Linked DNA regions of Homo sapiens: region 1 is linked to region 2. A link is a loop called in an ENCODE intact Hi-C map of the cell type or tissue named here. Cell type or tissue: dorsolateral prefrontal cortex. All regions are shown on one strand. Links, peaks and the distances in the headings refer to the core of each region. The heading gives the core; the rest is flanking DNA.

Region 1 (11,539 bases), core at 1,965-9,964, 1.5 Mb after region 2:
AATGGAACAGAACAGAGCCCTCAGAAATAATGCCGCATATCTACAACTATCTGATCTTTGACAAACCTGAGAAAAACAAGCAATGGGGAAAGGATTCCCTATTTAATAAATGGTGCTGGGAAAACTGGCTAGCCATATGTAGAAAGCTGAAACTGGATCCCTTCCTTACACCTTATACAAAAATTAATTCAAGATGGATTAAAGACTTAAATGTTAGATCTAAAACCATAAAAACCCTAGAAGAAAACCTAGGCATTACCATTCAGGACATAGGCATGGGCAAGGACTTCATGTCTAAAACACCAAAAGCAATGGCAACCAAAGCCAAAATTGACAAATGGGATCTAATTAAACTAAAGAGCTTCTGCACAGCAAAAGAAACTACCATCAGGGTGAACAGGCAACCTACAAAATGGGAGAAAATTTTCGCAACCTACTCATCTGACTAAGGGCTAATATCCAGAATCTACAATGAACTCAAACAAATTTACAAGAAAAAAACAAACAACCCCATCAAAAAGTGGGCAAAGGATATGAACAGACACTTCTCAAAAGAAGACATTTATGCAGCCAAAAGACACATGAAAAAATGCTCATCATCCCTGGCCTTCAGAGAAATGCAAATCAAAACCACAATGAGATACCATCTCACACCAGTTAGAATGGCGATCATTAAAAAGTCAGGAAACAACAGGTGCTGGAGAGGATGCGGAGAAATAGGAGCACTTTTACACTGTTGGTGGGACTGTAAACTAGTTCAACCATTGTGGAAGTCGGTGTGGCGATTCCTCAGGGATCTAGAACTAGAAATACCATTTGACCCAGCCATCCCATTACTGGGTATATACCCAAAGGACTTTAAATCATGCTGCTGTAAAGCCACATGCACACATATGTTTATTGTGGCACTATTAACAATAGCAAAGACTTGGAACCAACCCAAATGTCCAACAATGATAGACTGGATTAAGAAAATGTGGCACATATACACCATGGAATACTATGCAGCCAGAAAAAATGATGAGTTCATGTCCTTTGTAGGGACATGGATGAAATTGGAAATCATCATTCTCAGTAAACTATCGCAGGGACAAAAAACCAAACACCGCATGTTCTCACTCACAGGTGGGAATTAAACAATGAGAACACATGGACACAGGAAGGGGAACATCACACTCTGGGGACTGTTGTGGGGTGGGGGAAGGGGGGAGGGATAGCATTAGGAGATATACCTAATGCTAAATAACGAGTTAATGGATGCAGCACAGCAGCATGGCACATGTATACATATGTAACTAACCTGCACATTGTGCACATGTACCCTAAAACTTAATGTATAATAATAATAAAAAAAAGAAGAAAAAAAAAGAATGCAGAAGATAGAATCACGAGAATAGAAAAATAGTGCATACCAACAGGACAATGTTGACTTGCTCTAGGAAAGAGGTCATACTTACACTATTACCTACAATTTTATTAATTTTGCGATAATTAAATGTCATTTTGCAAGACTTAAAAAAAAAAGTAATTCACCGAGATGGATACAAATGAACAAGGAAAATATGAAAAAAGTGCTCCACCTTATTGGATATAAAAATGTCTATGCAGAAAACAGTGAAACACCCCTTTTATCTATCAGATTATCAAAGATTAAAAAATTGATTTTTTTCAGATACACCCAAGATACTAATAAAAGTGTAAAAGATACAGATTTCTCAAAACAATCTGAACTTTTATATTAAAATTTTAAATAAATATGTTGACAAATTAATTTTCCTTCCACGGATTTGTAGAAAATGATAGAATAATATAGAGAGAGATGCTCATTGAGTATTGTGAAAGCAACAATAAATTTTAAATAATCCATATGATCATCAACACGACTTGGTTAAATAAAATGCAGTATCCTCTCTCTGTAACACGGAATACTACACATTATTACAAATTAGGAGAAGAGATAAGCTAGATCCAGATCTGTAAACTCAAAATATATTAATATTATTTAGTAAGTCATTTTTGAACTAGCATGTATTTCATAATCCCATTTATAAAAATATATATGTATGTTCATGTATAGATACGCTTTCAAAGTTCAGAATATATATTTTTTCAGGCTTAACTGTAGCTATTTTTTAAAGATCGGGAGAGTATTAGTGGCAGGGAGTACAGGTAACATCTGAAGGGGATTTTCACTTTTTGCATAAATCTCTATAGTTAATTTTTTAAAATAGGCAGATACAATAATGACTTAAAGATATTATTATTTTGGAAAAATAAATATCAATCCAGTAGCCTAATGAAAACTAAGAAAAAGCCGTTTTGGGAGAATGCATACAATCAGCCTTTGTGAAAACAGAAAAGGATTTAGAATCACATACTGGGTTAGAATCGTTATTCTACCACATACAAGTTGTGCAGATCTAGAAATTTATTTAAATCCTCTGATTTTCGGAGAATTTACAGTGTACACAGCAATAATACTACCCACGTCAGAGAGATGAGAGGATTACAGAAGTCAGTAGCTATAAAATGTACCACAGGTGTTCAAGAAAGGCTGGTTTCCTTATTTTTAATGTGATATGATCTAATGTACTCATTAAATATTCAAATAATTAGAAGATTTTCTAAATATCTAAATTATACCCAAGAAATGTCTGAATAATGCACTGGAACTTTCTTAGATTGCCATGCTTTAGCTGCTAGACAAGGACATCACCTTACAATGTAGCATTTTGATATTTCGAGACCTGCATCCAGAAAATGGAATCCAAGAAAGGTAACCTTATAGTGAAATCTATCTATACAAATGGCATTAGGCACAGTCCTAATGGGCGGAGAAATGTTATTAAATTTTCACAAGCTGAATATGAATAAAGCTGATATCAAAACTATAAAAAATATAACAAAGAATGAAACCGTTTATCTTTTACATGGACACATGCCCTGTTCCTGCTGTTGCCCGTAAGCAGGCAGCATACACTGGTACAGGTGGCCCTTTATAATTGTGTGCATAAAATAACTGAGTCATTTTCTGATTGGTAAATAATATGCAATGTCAGACTCTCCACACCATCTGTGTCACTCACCACCACAGTTTTCTGCAAAACAGCCAGCAGCACAAGCCCAGCACCTCATTGTTGGAGAAGTCACAGGAAGAAGTACTTGGCATCCTTCGCAAAACTTAAATCTGTTCACAGTATTGAACCTGACATATGCCCCAAAGCAGAACGTGTATGCTACCCTAATGATCTCTCCTGCTGTTTTATAATCAGAGACATAGATGGAGGGAAGGCTGCCATTTTTTCATTTGGCACTGGTCAGCCTCCTGGACTGTCTTTTTGGCCAACAAAAAAAACCCTCATATTTAGGAGAGCTAATATGCAGATTACTGAACACAACCATGTTGCTATTTTCATCACAATTTCCGAGATGTAAGATTTGTGCTTATTGCAAAATCCTTGCTCCAGCTTTCTTCAATTTGGGGGATTCTTCTTCCACATCACATGAAGGAAGAGTTGTTAACTGCCAATCATTTGTCTTGACAGTTTAGACAGGCTCCTTGAAGTTTGAGAGAGCCTAGGTGGTACTTGCCTTGTCAACTTCTCTTTTCATTGAAGGAAAGGAGCACTGAGTCAGAGGGCATATGTTGGCTTCAATCTCAACAAGTCTGGTACTGACAGAAGCTAAAAGTCATGGCCTCAGCATGCACCACGCAGGGAAAATCCTGGAAAGACTTCTCCTTCCATCCTTCTTTTTTGTTGTTTCCTTTCATATTATTCACAATGAGCCCTATCCATATGGTGGTAGTGCCAGATCCAGGAGATATTAGGTTTTGCCAAATCTCTTCTAGACTAAGGCTTTCACATTATCCTTTGGTACTAAAATTAGCTAAAAAATTAACATGCTTTGAGGACCTCATGATTTCCATAGAAACACACACACACACACACACACACACACACACACAAAATGTAATTCAATAGAGAAAAACTCGGAATTTTCACACTGACTTTTAAAAGTAATTCACACAAAAATAATATAATTCTAAATTATAAGTAGATTTCATAAGCAAAACCAACAGCTAAATGCAACTGATCATCTAGATGCAAGCAAATCTGAAAAACCACACAAGGCACATATATCATACTATAACAAAGCTGTCATAAACAGGCTTGCTTGAGGATCACTATTCACTTTTTTATAGTGATAAGAGTAAATGTCATGATTATTATATTAATCCATCTAATGCTGAACATGATTTGAAGTCTGTTCCTAGAGATAACTATAAAAATATGATATCTAAAAAAAAGTGTCATGATATCACTGTACAGAATTCCATGTTTATTATCAATGAAATGTAGACTAATCCAAGCACAGGTAAGAAAATAAAGTTAAAGCTGCAATTATAAACTTAAAATGATATACACAGAAAAAAAATTTTATAGCTCTTTCCAAATAGACATATTTGTAAACATAAATGTAATATCACACTAGTTATTTCACACTTAAATTTGCTCCATAGTATTACATTTTTTCCATGTAAATTAGTAAAAGATGATATCCAGAAAGTACACACTTTAAAGACAATTTATTAGGCTCACTCTGATCTCTACCAGCCTGCGGCGGTGTGTCCTTGAACGTAGTTTTCTGAACATTTAGCTTCTATATTCTTATTTTTTCACTGGATTCCTAGAATCTGGTTGCTGTTATTTTGTGTTTGTGTGTTTGAGAGGTAGTTCTCCCCAGTGCCTTTTATTTAATGAATGATTCACCAAGTGTCAGGTGCTAACTGGGTCCAGATTCTACACTGTCCACTTCTCTGACAGTTAGTTATGGCTGTTCGTGATCTCCTGCTGTTCCTATCCTGCAGGCAAGTATCTGAGGGTGTTGTGTAGTCTTTGTTAAGACGCAGAGGGAACGTAGCACCCTCAGTGTTTTATTGCATACTGAAACAGCTCTTACTGTATACTGGCACACAACCAAAAAATTTTTGAGGAGATCAAGATACAGGGACCTGTATGTAAATCCTGTGTGATACAGGAGTAAAGAAGACCCATCGACGGAAAGGAGTGGGTGGAAAAGGATTTGACTCCCCTGATTACTTATAATAGCAGGTGAGGTCATTAGCCCCCACAGTACTTGTTTGAAACCTAAACAGGTACAGCAACTCACCATTAGAATCAATCCATTACTGAATTAGAAATATGACTGAATTTAGCAACAAATTTGTGCCAACATTACTTCTAGCAGCAGTAGGTTTTCAGCAGCAGATTGGCACCGTGACAGAGTCCATAATTTTCACAGTATGTGTTTCATAATTTGTCATGCACACTCTGATTGCTTGGCATATTGGCAGAGTCCACAGCGCTCTCTAAATGTCACCAAACGCATTTGAGGATTTGTCATGCATGGTCTGAGCAAGTGACACAACACAGCAGAGTGGCCACGTTCAGAGCTGATTTTTGCACTCCCTCTAAGTGAGTGCTCTTGAGCTCAGCCACCAGTGATGAGGGCCTGGTGGGAGCTGCACAGCCCTTCTCTTGGAGCTGCTGATTTTTAATTCTGTGTCAAGTGATCATATGGATGCTGCCAGGAGAAAATACTATTACACTGCAGGTGTGACATGCATAGTACAGAGATTCTTGCCTGATAATATTCTTTTCAAATCATGCCTTGTAGTGTACTTAACATTTTTTTTTCACATAGACTCAAAGAGCATTTCGCAAATTAGGAGTAAGAAGTAGGAGAGTAATAAATATGAATAGAGGGTGGAGAAAGCTATATTATAAGAAACTCCTCAGTTAAGAGATCAAAAGACGAGATATCTTGGCTGATTTTAACAGAAAGGTAAAGAATTGTTGGGATCAGAGAATCCTGAGTTTGTCGTAATAACATCTGGTTTCTGTAGAAACAGCTTCTGAGTTTAGGCAAACCATCCTTTTTATTTATTTATTTATTTATTTATTTTTTTGGCCTCAGTTAATGAGGAGGTTGGATGAGAGCTCCTCTTTGGATCTATGTGTTCCATTGTTCTAAAACAGGAGCATGAGTTTATTAATATCTTTTAGTCATCTGACCTGTTTTCCTGCAATGATTGCATAATGATTTTCCAGTATTTAGTAAAAGCTTCAAGAGCTACATCTGCTGGAAGCTTTTAGTTGTCTGGGATTCCAGTCATTATCTTATCACTTTTATTCACTGTCTTTTAGGGGGAGAAAGAAAATTAGTCTCTTTTGTACATTTGGGTCCCGTGGATGCACCTGTTACTATGAAATCTGTTTGATGATAAATAACTCACATATGCTCAAGAGCGTTGTCTTGACATGTGCAGGGAAAGACCTTCACAGACATATGTTGTAAAAAGCATTCACTGTGACTTTGTATTTGCTCATGGATCAGTGAAAGTAGAAGAGGACTTGGAGGCTAACAAAGACTATAGAGGCAGGGAGGGAAGCTGAGGTTTTTACTGGGAAATTTTTTGAGAGATCCACCGTCAGATCTGCACTTAGATACAATACACAAAAATTCCAGATATGGAAGCACACAGACATACACTACTCACAAACATATACCTATTAGCCAAAGATACAATATATAAAAAGTGTTGTGAACCATGTGGAATTTTTTATTCGAAAAAATACAGAAAACTAGGGTCATTTTAAAAAGAGATATAGCTTTACCGAGAAAAAAAGTATTGCCTCCTCTGAAAAGGCCTCTAAAAATTATATTTATTGAAAATGTTTATTCTAATTTTTCTGTGATCAACTTTATTGGGGCAAAGAGAATCATCACCATTCTTCCTTGATTTCTAGGGGAAGAAAAGGTTGTTTTTCCACTAGCACTTTTATGTGGAAAATTTTCTACCATTTACATACATTGCCAACCCCTTACTATAAACCAGGTGACCACTAAACCTTATATATTCAAATCTCACCACAGCACACATGAGCAAGTGGGGAATTGATTAGGTTCTATTATTTTTTTCCCCTAGTGTCTGATAAAAATTGGATTTCTTTTGAAATTCTATTAGAGTGATTTGTGTAACTGATTCTGTGCCTTATATAGTGAAGTTTGGAAATTGTTTTGTTCTGATCATTAAAGGTTCAATTTTATTATTCTAGAATGCATCCCATTTTATTTTCCAAATATCTTTCAAAATTATATCCCAAAGTAGAAAACTAATACCTTTCATATAGATACAGATGCTTTACATATGCAGGTAGTGAACTACTTATAAATAATATTGAGCTTAGTGTACTCAAAAAGGGTTCAAAACTTTTCGTGCAACAAATATCTAACCTAATCTCTTCTCTGAGATGTCATCCTCATAAAATGTTTATGAATGCACCAAAATCAATCTGCAGCTTCTGCTCAATTGGCCACACAAAGCCCTCACACTCGTAAAGATCTTCCTTTTTAAAATAGCTTTACTGAAATGTCATAAAGATCTTTTCATATGCATTTATGAAAGATACCCATCTTCAGTTTTGCCTTAAATATACATGCATTCACATACACATAAACATGCCGGTCTAAAATTATTTGGTCAATAAATTAATAAGTTGAAGTATTTGCTTGAACTGAAATACGTGCTTTAAATTTCTTATCATTTCCTCAATTCAAGTCACCTAGAAAAATGAACAGATAGAAAATAAAAAGCCAAAAAAGACAATAATAAGCCTCATTCAATTGAAATGAAGCAAAGTATTTCATGTTCTAAGCTGTCAATCTAATTAATTCTCAAGAGGATATTAGTGTGTAACCATTACTAACAATTTGATAACTTTGGGGGCTTGTTTGGTTTGGTTTGGTTTTTTGTAAAGGCAACAAAAGTCTGCATTAGTTTTTTACCTATGTTCTTTTCAGTCCATTCACAATTGTTTGTTTACCTTTTTTTTTTTCAGTTTGGAAAGTTTATTTTATTTTTATATATATATATATTTATTATACTTTAAGTTCTAGGGTACATGTGCACAACATGCAGGTTTGTTACATATGTATACATGTGCCATGTTGGTGTGCTGCACCCATTAACTCATTTACCTTTCTATAACTACTTGGTGTTCACATGCAAACACACACAGTTTTACTCCTGTCCTATTTTCCTGTGATTTCTCACTTGCATTAGAGGACTGTAAAATGAGTTCCTTTATTTAGTGCAGTTTCCTTAACCAGAATTGTATTAGCTCATCTCTTGCATTAGCTTTAGAAATCTAAACTTTTGTTTAGTTTTTTCTTTTTTTTTTTTGTATTGAAAACTCATTACCTGGATAAAAAAGCTAATACAAACTTTATTTGTCAGAGCCATGCTACCTTCCATCACTACAGAAACAAATTTTTTACAATAAAAATCACTTCTAGAAAGATAAGCAATAGGCCGGGCGCGGTGGCTCACGCCTGTAATCCCAGCACTTTGGGAGGCCCAGGCGGGTGGATCATGAGGTCAGGAGATCGAGACCATCCCGGCTAACAAGGTGAAACCCCGTCTCTACTAAAAATACAAAAAATTAGCCGGGCGCGGTGGCGGGCGCCTGTAGTCCCAGCTACTCGGGAGGCTGAGGCAGGAGAATGGCGTGAACCCGGGAAGCGGAGCTTGCAGTGAGCCGAGATTGCGCCACTGCAGTCCGCAGTCCGGCCTGGGCGACATAGCGAGACTCCGTCTCAAAAAAAAAAAAAAAAAAAAAGAAAGAAAGATAAGCAATAGCCTGCATTAAGAAGCAAAAGGGAGCCGCCAGGCGCGGTGGCTCATGCCTGTAATCCCAGCACTTTGAGAGGCCGAGGCAGGCGGATCACGAGGTCACGAGATCGAGACCAGCCTGACCAACATGGTGAAACCCCGTCTCTACTAAAAATACAAAAATTAGCTGGGCGTGGTGGCACATGCCTGTAATCCCAGCTACTCGGGAGGTTGAGGCAGGAGAATTGCTTGAACCTGGGAAGTGGAGGTTGCCGTGAGCCGAGATCATGCCACTGCACTCCAGCCTGGTGATGGAGTGAGACTCCGTCTCAAAAAAAAAAAAAAAAAAAAACAAAAGCAAAAGGGAGCCTACAACTTCCTAAAACCTCCCAGCAATAATCACAAAATCACTTTATAGTATAATGTTGCTATGGTTTGCATATGGATTGTTTGGTCCCACTAAGTCTCATATTGAAATCTGATCCCAGTGTTGGAGGTGAGGCATAATGGGAGGTGTTTGGGTCATGGGGGTGGATTCCTTGTGAATGGCTTGGTGCCATCCTCGTGGTAATGAATGAGTTCTCTTCTGGTTCTCACAAGACTTCCCCAAAGAACTGGATGTTAAAAAGAATCTGGCACCTCTCACCTCTCTCTCTCTCTCACTTCCTCTCTAGCCATGTGATCTCTGCACACTGGCTCCCCTTTACCTTCTGCCGTGAGTGGAAGCAGCCTGAGGCCCTCATCAGAAGCAGATGTTGGTGCCATGCTTCTTGTACAGCCTGCAGAACTGCGAGCCAAAGAAACCTGTTTTTTTCATAGATTACCCAGCCTCAGGTATTCTTTTATAGAAACAGAAATGGACTAAGGCAAACATTCTGAGTTTTCAGATAGCAGTTTGCCTACCAAGATAGATTTTTCTCAGAGCAGAGTGTGAACTCTGAGAGCTTTTGTCAACTTTTCACACAAACTGCAGTTGCAACATCCATTAAAATCATGGGTCTTTCCATTGAGAGTGACACATTAAAGTGACATCATGCATTTTCAGAAGGGATCAGGAAATTATACATTTCTTCTTATGCAAATTACCAGAGAAGCTGAGAAAAAAAACACAAATTGAAGATAAATTTTAAGGGCTTTCTGAATCTTAGTCAATAATTGTTAGTCTTCTTTTACTTTGCAATGTAAACAAGGTTTACAAGGTTTTTGCTTTCATGAAGCTTATGTGTTCATGAGGAGACATACAATAAACAAATTGTCAATTTATGTATGTATGAATATAGATGCAAATATGATACATATATTGTATATATACACATGCACATACAGATATACACATATCTACCAATGTATATCATATGTATGCATATCTATTGTGTGCATATGCATGGGGATTGTATACCAGACAGCAGCAAATGATTTGCAAAAAAAAATTAAATGAACAACGGGAAATAACACATGCTTTTTTTTTTTTTTTTTTTGCAGAAAGCATATCTCATGTACTACACGGAGGGAGCAGTGAGAAACTATGGGAAAGGCAAAGGCCATCTTGCTCCTTCAATGGGCCTTCTCTGTTCATCTTTGTGGCAGGATGCCTATTGGAAGTCAACAGAAAGCTACTCTTTCTCTTTTCCCTTTTATTCTGCCTTCAGAGAGCAGAAATTGTTTCACTCTTTCTTGCAATTGAAGATTCACTATTCCCAGCGTTTTCCAAACCTACATCCCATTTCTGCCTTCTATGACCATTTCAGTGGCAAACTTGTGGAAGGTGAATCAGGTATCACTGGCCTGCCACCCACTTCATTAAATGTGTCACTATTCCTTTTAATATTCTGAGTGAAATCATTCTAGCAAATGACAAACTGTGAAGATGGCACATATATTAGCTTAAAAGAAAATAATGTTATCACAAATTATATTCAATATACAATTAATACAGTCAAATGTTTATTAGCTACTGCAGTTAGTGATACTTGTATTTAGCCAAGGCGAACTCTTCTGTTCCCAGTAGAGAACAACTTTTGTACTGTAATGGTAAACAAACACTATTGCTGATCTCTCCAACACTTAATACTAGTTCACGTCAAAAGGAAGAATCTATTACCATTTAACTTACCTATTCCTATTTTAAATTAGTATTAGAAAGATGATTTTATCTTAAGCCAAATCATCTTCAGCAGTGCATCTTGCGCTGCTCCAGATTCCACTAGAGAAGGTAGAGGAAACTCCTGCTGTAACCACCTTCATACAAATACTTTCACTGCTGATGGCCTAGATGGCTACTTTTCTGGATTACCAAGGGCATACTAGAAATCTCCACCTCCCTTACCACAGGTATCTTGAACGCAATGTAACCACAACAAATCCATTATCATTTTCCCCCAAAGTCCTCCTTCTCTACATTTCTTTTCTCAGTCAATGGACCAGCATTTATCAAGTTACCCAAGCCTTATACACTCACTCAGTCAGCCCCCAATACCAATTGCTTCTATCCCCTTAAGTCAACTCACAAGTACTCTCTCATCACATCTACATTTTGCAGCACTGTGGGTTTCCCACCTAATACTCATTCCCTTTATCCTTCTAAGTGAACCATGATTTTATTCAGGTAGAAGTTCATATGCTTCAAGAAAGGCTCAGTTTCTTTCTAGGCCCTAGAGTGTGGGTCTTGATTTATCCAAACCAGCACTATACAATGGGAATTGCTGTAATGATGGAAATGATTTATAATCTGCTGTGTTCAATATGGTAGGCACTATGTGTGACTATTAAGCATCTGATTTGTGACAAGAGCAAATGATGCACAGAATTTTTAATTGTATGTAATTTTATCTAATTTAAATCTAAATAGTCACATGTGACTAA
Region 2 (11,539 bases), core at 1,651-9,650:
GCAAGGGAGACCTAAGTTAAGTAGCAGCACCAAAACGTATCCACCAAACAAAGGCTCTTCCTCAGACGGCCCCTTCTGGAGAGAACCTTTCCTAATATTTTCCAGTAGGGGGAACTAAAGACTCACCATCCAGCATTTAGCTCGGCTCGGGGACCTGCGTGAGTTCCTATAAGCCGCCTTCTCATCATCTGAACAAGCATCAAACGGCTACCAGCGAGCCTGTGATCACACGTGGGCCCGGCCGCACCGGGGCACCGCCGACACCGGCACCCCTTTGATCTAACGTGACCTTCCTTCATCATCCCCGGTCCTGAATGGCATCCTTTGGTAGTCTTGGTCTTAATTTTCAGAGTTTTGTCGTCTTTGGGCTGAAATTCGGCTTCTTTTTGAGCTTCCATGAGCTCAGCTGGGCTTTCGGCTTTCCACACCCAGAGCCTATGTTTACCGAATTTCCTTCTGGAGGTGCTGGTCCCTGGAGGGTAAAGACTTCGGGGATCCCCCTCCCCCAAGCTCTGTGATCCCCGCTTCCCCGTCCTTAGCATCTTCTGTGGAACTCCCTCGCCCTGCGCGATCGCGCATCAAACTCATCGTGGAGGGGTCAAAAGGCAACTGAGTAACATAAGAGGGGCTGCCTCCCCTTCCTCCTTCCCTTGGGGATGCCGCAGGGGGCCATAGATCTTGGCTAAAATGAGCCGCTGGAGGTTAGAGAATTCTGCCCCCTCCTTTTTCTCCCCCTTGTGCTTTTGAATCATATAGGAAGCATCTACACACAACCTTTCCAGTCCAAAAGGTGCTTCTATTTCCTTTCCTTTCCTTTCCTTCCTCCTACTCGGCTTCTCATCTGGCTAAAAGGTGAAGAGTGAGTGAGTGTGTGATTTTAACGCGTAATGAGGCTGCGCCCTGGGTCCTGGAGGCTGATCTTTTTCAAGAAAGCGCGTGCAGCTCCGGCAGACGGAGGGATGAATAATTAGGAAGGGCTTCCATGAAATCACTCACGGAGAAAATTACCTGCCCATTAAACGGGACGCGGCGAGGAGCAGGAGCCTGGAGCCCACCTATCCCCTCCCGAGGCGGGAAGGAGTGGGCACCCGGGGGCGCGGAGAAGGGGAAGGAGTCGCCCGGTGGCCTCGGCCCTCGGCAGCCGGCGGGGCTCTCCGAATTTGTTCATCTCCGTCCCCCCGGGGACTCTCGGCTCTCCAGGACCCCTCCCCACTCCCCAGCGGGCGGGTGGCCGAGTCCGGAGGTTCAGGGCTCCGCGCGCCCCTCCTCGCCCCCGCCCCTCCCCGGGCCGACTCCAGGCAGCTCTCATTCCTCCCCTCCCCTCCCGCCTCCTCGCCTTCCCTCCTAGAAGTCCTTCCACCCGCGGCAGCTGCCGGAGGAAGCGGACGCTCTGCTGCGAGGCTGCGGGGGCTGGACCCGGGCGAGGGGCCTCAGCGCGCCTGGCGCTGGACTGAGCGCTCCCTTTCTCCGCCGCGCCCGGGCTGGGCTCTCACGCCCGTCTCTGCTCGCGCCCGCAGCCGCCTGGTGCACTATCCTCAGAGGCGGCACCGCGGGGGTGTCTGCAGCCTCGGCCTCCGCCCGGCCCCTCCCTCCCTCCCTCCCTCCCTCGCTCCTTCCCTGCCTCCCTCACCACGTAGGAGTTCGGATTCTCCACCCGAATCGTCCTGATTTCCCTTCTCCTCTCTTTTGGAAACCGGAGAGGTGGAGGGAGGGCAACACCGCTGCAAAGGAGAGGCCCGCCAAGTCTGCCCGCCTGCAAAGTGTTGCTTTGACACATTCTTATTATGGAAGTTAAGTAAAAATATAGACATATTAAAAAATAACTCCGGACGTGGAGCTGCTACGGAGAAGGAAACCGGGGGAAAGAAAACCAGTAGGCAGGCCAATGGTTTTTCGGCAGCGCGCTGGCAAGTTTGTGGAACACTTTCTAGGAATTAGGTCTTTTCCTCCCCCTTCATCATCTTGACTTCTGAAGGAAGAACTTGGCTTTGGATTGCAGTGGAGCCTAAGGAGAGAGGGTTAGACACACTCGAATAATCCCTCTGGCTGGGCTGAATTTGTGGGAATTTAGGAAGCCAGAGTGCTGGAAATACAGCAGCCTTTGAAGTACCCTCTGTTAATTTGGATGGATCTCAGTGTGCCCCGTTCGAGACCTCTCCACCAACCCCTTCTGATCTTGCGATTTGCTCTTCTTGACTTTAATTAGTATCTAGGAAAGTCTAAACTTTGGACCTACCTCTTTTTTTGATACTCATTTTTGTACTTTTGCTCTCTGGGATTGGTTTCTTAAAGAATCTGGATCCTTTTTAATATGTCAAAATGAGTCTGCTGATGTTTACACAACTACTGCTCTGTGGATTTTTATATGTTCGGGTTGATGGTAAGTTAAAAATGCTTTCATCTTTTTTTGCGCCCCCCACCCCCCAATCCCCCAAAACCATTTCTTTTTGAATTTGATGTGGGTTATAAATGAAATGACATTATGTCTGTTAGTCCGTTTTGGCCCGGCACGGGCTCCTTGGGGGCAGAGGTTTTATTTAAGTCTTTTGTTTCTAAACTGCTGTAAGTGGAATGTGTTGGTAGTCACCTATTGTTGTTATTGTTGTAATTTACTTCACTAATTAAGGAGTTGGATAATAAATGATTGGGCTCCCAGTTTTGTTAGAAAAAGAAATATTACAGTCAATCTCCTGCAAGAGCCTAATACTATTGTGCCTGCTCTCTATTTGATGTTTGCTCTTGTGTCTGAACTTTGGCTGAGACATTCAAGTGAAGAAATACAGTAATAGACACTCTAAGGAAGGTTCAGTGGGTTAGGAATTTGAGACTGAGATCAATGTGTATCACCTGTGTGCCAGTGAATGCTCTCCTAGCGTTAAATCGAATGAAGAATTTAGATCCTAGGGAGAAAACTGTCAAAAGTGAGACTGGGCGAGGCTCCACGAAGGGGGAAGCATCAGCTATGGGCTGGCCACAGGAGTAGAACACTTAGCTCAGTCCCCAGTGGGCAAACACAATGGGGACCTTAAACAGGTGCTGGAGGTGTCTCCCTCTAGGTTGAGTCAGTCTGTCAAGCCCACAGCATTCTGCCTCTGATTCTCTTGTCTTTTGTTCCGATTTGGTTTACTGGGATATTTTCACAGGATGTCAATTTCTTGTGCGACTATTGCAAAATCCTTTTTTGTGGTTCTTTTGAATGAAGAGTGGAAATAATCATTAACATGCTTTTTGGTTTGTATTCAAAAGAAAAAAGTTAAAAGAATATTTGCTGTTAACCTTCTAGAGGCTTTAATTTTTATATCGATGGAAACAACTGGTATAAGGGAGTACTAGATATTTTTTTTTTCTAACTGGATTGCAGTACTTTAGGTTTTTAGTTACTTTCTGTACTTGTAAAGAACCTAAAGGGTATTAGTCTAACTGTTTGAGCCATCACAATAGCTTGTTGCCACATAAACTTTCCTCCAGCATTTGCATTGTGGATGAATTCATTATTTGGGACACTGCCTATTTTGGCCCATCTGAGTAGCTAACTTTGTTCCTGGCAGCTACTGCTGCATAGAGCCCAATGTATTGGACTCAAAAAGGAAGGCTTTCTATAAACATGAGGCAATACAGAGGAGTTTACCTACTGTCAAGTGGCTGTTTTCAATCATGGACTACATGAGTACCTTTGCCCCCCAGCGATAGTGAGGGAGGGATGCGTGTGTGTGCACTGCTTCTCTCTTTTACCAGTCTAAGCAGTAGATGTTTAAGATTTAATTATTGTGAATTATACTATGGCAACATCTCTAATTATTTTTCATGCATTTATTTTTCAGTACATTAAAATACGTGTACATTACCGTAACAAAATAGGTTTACCTATTTGTCCCAGGTGTGTTTGATTTTCATGATAAGAAGAATTTGGTATAACTTTTAAAAGAATATGTCCTCATAAATCATGAATTTACATATCTCAACAGAAATGCATGTGTAAACTATACATTAGACTACAAAATTATCACCAAGGGTTTTTTTATATAAGCGTTTTTAAATCAGTGTGTTGCTAGGAGGAATACAATTAAATTGCTCAGTGGAAGTGACAGGAAATCAGAAGAGCTTGGTGTTACAGAATGTAATTAATATACCAGGGTGTTTGGAGATATATGAAACAAATGCAATTAACCAGCTTGCTGGAGCAGCAGTAGTAAGACACCATTTCTGTCTGCCTTCCCTCCCTCCCTCCTTTCATTCCTCCCTCCCTTCTTTCTCTCCGTTTTATTCCTCTCTCCCTTCTTTCCTTCCTTCTCTCCCACACCACCCTTCTCCTGCCCCCAAAGACAACCTAGAACCTTTGTTCTGATTTAACATTGTAGGATAAGGGGGCAGTTTGTGTCTGGGCCACAATTATGCAGCAGAACTCATAGTAATGTAGTGAAAAATGCCAAAATTGAGGAGTTGACACTGAAAAGGCAATATTAAATTTTTGTGTGTGTGAAACTAGTTTTGTATTTAGCATCTGCTGTGTCAAAAGCAAAGGAAACCCTGGACACTCTTACTAAATTAATATGTAAATCATACGTTTGACATTGGATTGCCTTTGGATACTTCAGAATGACAGTTTCTCCACGGGGATGGTTGAAAATTTGGGATGTGGAGAACACTGCCCTCTAGGCTGTTTCAGCACTTTGAGACTCAGTGTTCACATATATAGTGAAGAGGTTGGTTTGTAGGTTCTCTAAGCTTTGTTACTCTTCCAGGATTCTATGATTTCTATTTACTTATTCTTCTTAGAGGTGTGTGCTTATACTCCACATGAATTTCAAATGTACAGAAGCCTGTACCATTTCAAAGATATACTGACCATCCTTGTGCTAGACACAGATATTAATTTTATTCAGTGACAAATGATACATATATTTGCATTGATATTTGCTTGGTGGGTTATTTATATGTGCATTTTTATAGTATATGAAAAATGGTAGCGTTTTGCCACCTCATAGAAGCTATCTGCTAATATTATTTATAATTTTTCAGTATTGTGTCCCTGTAGCAATCCATAGAGAGCAAATATTAAGTTAGTTGAGAAATGTAGATAAACTTTTCTATTTGGGATGTAAATAATGGTTTTCTTATTGATGCAGATTAATCACATCTAGACTTTTCTGTATGATCATATAGGAGAATGTATGTTAAGGTTAGCCTTTGTTTTCCAGCTTTTCTTTATTTTTGAATAAGAATAGGGTTTTGCAGTCATTTATGGGAAATTAATATGAACTATGGCAACACTTTTAAATTACATCTATATGCCATATATTACATCAATCTGATAATTTTATAATACTTGTGAAAAGGTGTTTTAAAATGAGAATGTTTTTCTCATCTTTACCCTTTAACTATTCTTAAATGAAAGTGGCACACATGATATTAGGGGAGATAAATATAGTAAAGATAATGTATGTGCATAGTGCAGATGTAGAATCTCATAGAGGTTTATACATGTTGCTAAAGTGCTCTTTTTCAGTAATGGGCTTATTATCATAGCCATATGTAGTCTATTTCAGAATTTAAATTATATATAAGTAACCTGAAATGTGTTTTTGAAGCTATGCAGTAATACCATGTTTGAATTGGCTTTGTTTGAATAACCTTTGATGCTACGCAACATGTGGACCATAAAAAAAAAGGATTTCTTAGAACATTAAGCAAAAATATTGTAAAAAAAAAAAGTAATGATTATATAAAAAGAGCAGTTCTGGCCATCTCATCCCTGAGCAGCTTGTATAAAATAGCATGTTTGACGATAAAAATATAGATATGTAAGCACATTGTATAAGTTGGGATACATACATAGCAATGAAGGGAGCTGATGTATGTGGGATGTGTGTGTGCCTAGTAATATCTGCTGAAATAGTTCCGGCAGTCTACAGGAGGTACATTTACTTCCCATGTGCAATTTGGTTTTCGAAGAGTATTAGAAAAAAAGATTATCATCTTATTTACTATTTCTCCTTTTTCTCCTTTTTTTCCTCCTTCTCCTCTCCTTCTCTTTCTTCTTCTCATTCATCGTCTCTTTCCTTTTCTTATTCTCCTCCTCTTTTTTTCTTTTTTGGATCTAATGAAAGGAATTAGAGAAACACTTGAAGAGTGAAGAAGATAGGTGAGGGTGTTTCTTGAATGATAATTTAGAAAATCTGCATTTAAAGGAAAAATGTGAATAATATTTTACCTTTAGGTATATCCAACTGGGATTTTGACTTTCTCACTTTTACCCCACAATACTATATATAGCTTTATGCAAAATGTTTTGCACGGATCCTATCATTTTCCAGTTTACACAAGTAAAAGTCGTCATATCTGAGTTCAAGCAAACAGTGGAGATTTATAGAGTGCCATTTTACAGATTTATTTCTAAAGAAAAGTATTGCTGTATTTCTTAAAGGTTCTCCAGGTATAGATCTATCAACCTAAATCAATACATTGGCATAGATATTGCTTTTCTCCTTCTTCTCTTCTTTTTTTTTCCATGTGTGCCTTTATTAGCTGAGCCACTACTTGAGGGTTTAAGGTCTTTGTGAGGGGCTTGGAACACCCAATGTTGGGGGAGGGAGGCGGGCGGTAGGGAAAGTATCTGAAAGGACTTCCTGAGCCAGCTGTAGGCTTTTCTTCTTCTTGTAAAAGAATTACTATATAAAGAATGAAGGAATGATTATAAACTCTTTTTAAAAATAAATACCTATCAACTCTACTGTTTTAGTAGTGTGTTATACAATGATAGAAGCATATAGCATCTAGGGTAGCATGCTTACCCAGAATACTTGACTCAACACAGTGTTGGAGTAACGGAGGCCTCAATCCTTAGTGTTTTCTCCTCCATTTGCAGCCAATCCTTAGGCTCTTTCATCTAATCACATGAGGTTTAAATACATGTTTGGATTGATAATTCTAAAATTGCCCTAATCATTGCATGGAGGGATATAAGATCCATCAGCACAGAACTTGGCTGTTGTATATACTGTTGATCTCCAGTGCTTGCATCAGTGCTTGACATACTCACCTGACTACTTGACGTCTTTGCTTCATGTCCAATGAGAATGTACAAAACTCAAGCCTAAGACAGAATCTTCTCTTTCTAGCCATTCCCATCACAGTAAATGGCTTCCACCATTCATAGGCTTTTTCATGACCCCCAATGAGGAACCATTTTTCACTTGTTCTCACAACTTGTATTCAACTTGTTCTCAGAATTGTGCAACCATCACTACAATCTAACTTTAAAATGTTCTTAATTACCCAAGAAAGAAACTATGTAGCTTGTTCCACCATCCCTCCACCAACCACAAGAAATCACCACTCTACTTCTGCCTCTGTGGATTTGTCTTTTCTGGACATTTTATATATAAATGCAATCATACAATATATGATGTCATTTTGTGACTAGCTTCTTTTCTTTAGCGTAATGTTTTTAAGGGTCATCCGTGTCATAGCATATGCATCAGTACATCATTCTTTTTTATTGCCAAACAATATTCCTTATCATCTATCCTTTGGTTTACTAGTTGATGAACATTTAAGTTATTTCCATTTTTGGCTATTATAGATATTGCTGCTTTGAACATCCACGTACTAACTTTTGTGTGAACATATGTCTTCATTTAACCTGGGATGGAAATGCTGGGTTGTATGTTTAGTCTGTGTTTCACATTTTGAGGAACTGCAAGACTATTTTCCAAAGCAGCTGTGCTACTTTACATTGCCATTAGCAATATATGAAGTAGATATTTTCTTTTAATTGATCATGGAAAGAAAGAGTCGAAGGGCCTTATGAGTTGGGTATGATGTTTTGAAGTGAAACAATTTTATATTATACTAATCTGTCTCAAATCCCCAATAGTCCTGATTTCTAATCCCTTCAGTGGTTGTTGTCTTCTAAGTCTTCCTCAGTTGCCTCGTAAAACTTTACAAAGATAGTACCTCAGTTGAACTTGTCACTTTTAGCAGAGATCTCAGCAATAGTAAATATAAATCATAGAATGATAGCATCTCGGAGCCATTATGAATATTTGCAGCTATATTGCACAACTCTCTTATTGGTTGGGCACATGGAGAACTGAAGCTTAGAGATTTTATGTGCCTTGTCACAGATCCCATTGCTACTTAGTGGTAGAGCAGAAACTAGACTCCAGGGATGCTTCATCTCTGTACCAGGCTTCTGCCTATGAGAGACTGTTTCTGGATTCTTAGCCCTGGAACTCCTTAACAAGAATTCCAGGCTCTTGTTACTGAAAATGACCAGCTATTTTCTGAAGAGTCCATGAGAAAATGAGCTTGAATATGTTTAGGTTATTCCTTTGATTCAACACATGCATATTGACAACATAACTTGCTTGGCTCTGTGAAGAACATGCTGACCTGTGAAAATATTCCCACATTCAAGGAAGTCATGACTTGGTAGGGAAGGTACCAAATGTTCAAGTCACTAGAATAAAAAAAGTAGTGTCTGATAAGTAAGAAGTTTGAAGGTGTACACAGTATAGTCTTGAGAACTCAGAGAAGGAATAGGTGATTTCCAGCTGGTACAATCTGGGAAGGGTCAACACCAAATGGGTCTCTTAACCTGGACCTTAGAGGAAGAGTGGGATTTTGGTGGGCAAAAAGATTGGAAATTGAATTCCAGGAAAAGAAGTAACCAGAAAAATGGCATGAAGATGACAAAGGGGTGCTAAGGAAATGGCAAGAAGTCTAGATTGATTGCAACATAGTTTGCCTGTAAGGAAGAAGGATAAGATGGTTATTGAAAGACTACTGAGCAATCACTACTGAATGAGTATGAACAAGTAATTTAACCTTTTTATGCCTCAGTGTCCTTACCTGTAAAATGGGCATGGTAATAATGTATATCTCATACAGTTATAATGAGAAATAAAATAGTTTTAAAAATATAACGATATATAGGCAGGGCATGGTGGCTCACGCCTGTAATCCCAGCACTTTGGGAGGGTGAGGTGTGTGGATCACCTGAGGTCAGGAGTTCAAGACCAGCCTGGCCAACATGGTGAAACCCCCTCTCTATTTAAAAAAAATACAAAAATTGGCTGAGCATGGTGGCAGGTGCCTGTAATCCCAGCTACTCAGGAGGCTGAGGCAGGAGAATCATTTGAACCCAGGAGGTGGAGGTTGCAGTGCCAAAATTGTGCCATTATACTCCAGCCTAGGCAACGGGCAAAACTCCGTCTCAAAAAAATATATATAATGATATATATAAATAAATAAATATATATATAAAATAAAGATGTATATAAAGATATATATGGGCTGGGCGCGGTGGCTCACGCCTGTAATCCCAGCACTTTGGGAGGCTGAGGCAGGTGGATCACGAGGTCAGGAGGTCGAGACTATCCTGGCTAATACGGCGAAACCCTGTCTCTACTAAAAATACAAAAAAATAATTAGCCGGGTGTGGTGGCGGGCGCCTGTAGTCCCAGCTACTTGGGAGGCTGAGGCAGGAGAATGGCTTGAACCTGGGAGGTGGAACTGGCAGTGAGCCGAGATCGCGCCACTGCACTCCAGCCTCGGCGACAGAGTGAGACTCCGTCTCAAAAAAAAAGATATATATGATGCCATGAACAGTGTACTTTATAAATGCCACTCAAGCATAACTTATTGTTATAATTAGTAGTATTTTTATTAGATTATTATTCCCTGCCTAGTATGAACAAGGAAAATAACTAGAAGAGGACTTTGCTATCAGACTAATTATGGACTACAATTGGGGTGCATGTTAGGACAATTTTAATAAGATTTTTCAGCTGTGAGTCTTCAGGTGACTGATTAAGAATTTTTGTTGCCTCTTAAGGGAACTTATCGGTGGCCTCGCCTACACAGCTGTGACAGTTGTGCTATGACATGTGTGTTTCCATTGCATCATAAGCTGATTACAAAACACATGTGATTCCCAAGTGAAAGGTGCGACGAATGAAGATAGTAAACAAGAGAGGAATCACACAAATGGCAATTTGTTAGCAAGTAGACCATGCTTGTGTAAGCCTGCATTTTGGTTCATGTTGGCTGATTTACATTTCATCCTGGATAATTTTTACCTGGTGCTTTGATATAACGTACTGTGGAGATAAATCTTGTGTAAGACAAACTAAATAAACACTTTGAGAACCGAAGACCTAAGTAAAAATTAACATTTGGTATCCACTCACTAATTCGTTTTCTAGATAGCCCCCTTAGCTTCCCTTCATTTAGTATAAGACATTGAATCTAATAACTTTTTATAATTATCCATTAGTTACATTTGCACAATGAGTAGTTATGCATATCAGAAAGGATAGCCTGAATAAAACAATATCATTACTATTGTGGAAGTGACATACCTTTGGTGACCAGATCTCTGGACTGCACTGTTAGCTTCCCTAGTGGATTGTTAATTGTTCTAATTGCCTTAGAACCTTACCAAAAATGGTTTCATTTGACTGTGTAATTTCCAAGGTCTCCATGAACCTTAGGTTTTATTATCCCAAGTACTTCTGTTTAATGTTCCAACATTTATTGTTATATCTGAGAATTTTTAAAGAAGAAAATTTAGCCTGGGCTCGGCGCAGTGGCTCACCCCTGCAATCCTAACAATTTGGGAGGCTGAAGCTGAAGGATCGCTTGAGCCTAGGTGTTTGAGACCAGCCTGGGCAACATAGTGAAACCCTGTCTCTACAAAAAAGAAAAAAAGTTAGCTGGGCATGGTGGTGTCCACTTGTGGTCTCAGATACTTGGGAGGCTGAGATGAGAGGATTCCTTGAGCCCAGGAGGTTGAGGCTGCAGCGAGCCATGATTACACCACTGCACTTTTGCCTGGGTGACAGAGGCCCCGTCTCCACACACACACTCACACAAATTTAGGCTTGAAAAGAATTATCCAAAACCATAAACATCCATCTTTAAAAACAATAACAGTCTATTGTCTAATATGCATGTAGCATATCTGTGTTTTGGTGTGGGTTCAATGATATGGCTATGGATATGCATGACAGCCAAAATTAACTAGTCTTATGATTCACATCCACTCTCATTCATTAATGACCAGTGGTACTTAGGCTTTCCTTATCAATAAATGGAATTTTAAAAATTTAATACTAAGGAGACAATAGTCTTAGGTCAATGTGCTTAGTTTCTGGCCACTATAACTAGAACCATATGCAACATGGAAATTTTAGCTCAGGAGAGGGGGTTAACAGCCACTTTTTAATTTCTGTTGTAAGGATTGATGTGGGATCTCTTTCCCTAGACTTTGGTTCCAAGCTTTTTGGAAATGAGCTGGAGAACATGGAATATAACTCAACTATCCCACTGAAAGGCTTTTCAAGTTTAAGCAAGGAACACCCAGTTGAAACCAGACTGGAATTTAAGGGATTTGGACCAAACCTCTGCAGCACTTATAACCAATTAAAATGTTCATAAGTGTGATTCAAAAAGGGAGAATTTTGACTTTCCAAAAAACTTGAGTTAAGAGTTATTCATTATAAAGGAAAGTTTATAAGTTTTTATAAATCAAGGT

Evidence for each region. Peaks named below come from ENCODE experiments on the same cell type or tissue, not always from the same donor. Only the 100,000 strongest peaks of a DNase experiment are listed, where the experiment ranks them.
Region 1: a loop joins it to region 2, with 5 times the contacts of the local background. A loop is called at or near these places in 2 of 110 quality-filtered maps.

The regions. Positions count from the first base shown.
Region 1 is chr3:78,491,814-78,503,352 of GRCh38, forward strand. No RefSeq gene overlaps it. Among named protein-coding and RNA genes, the nearest start is that of LINC02077, 450 kb to the left of the region's middle. In dorsolateral prefrontal cortex, for the core only: no CTCF peak of the experiment used is centred there; a DNase peak (open chromatin) is centred at 5,358; H3K27ac peaks cover 1,000 bases.
Region 2 is chr3:77,038,467-77,050,005 of GRCh38, forward strand. ROBO2 (roundabout guidance receptor 2) reads left to right here and starts at 1,633. Exons shown (of 28, transcript NM_001395656.1): 1 at 1,633-2,380. The coding sequence starts at 2,320. In dorsolateral prefrontal cortex, for the core only: a CTCF peak has its summit at 4,653; no DNase peak of the experiment used is centred there; H3K4me3 peaks cover 2,956 bases; H3K27ac peaks cover 411 bases.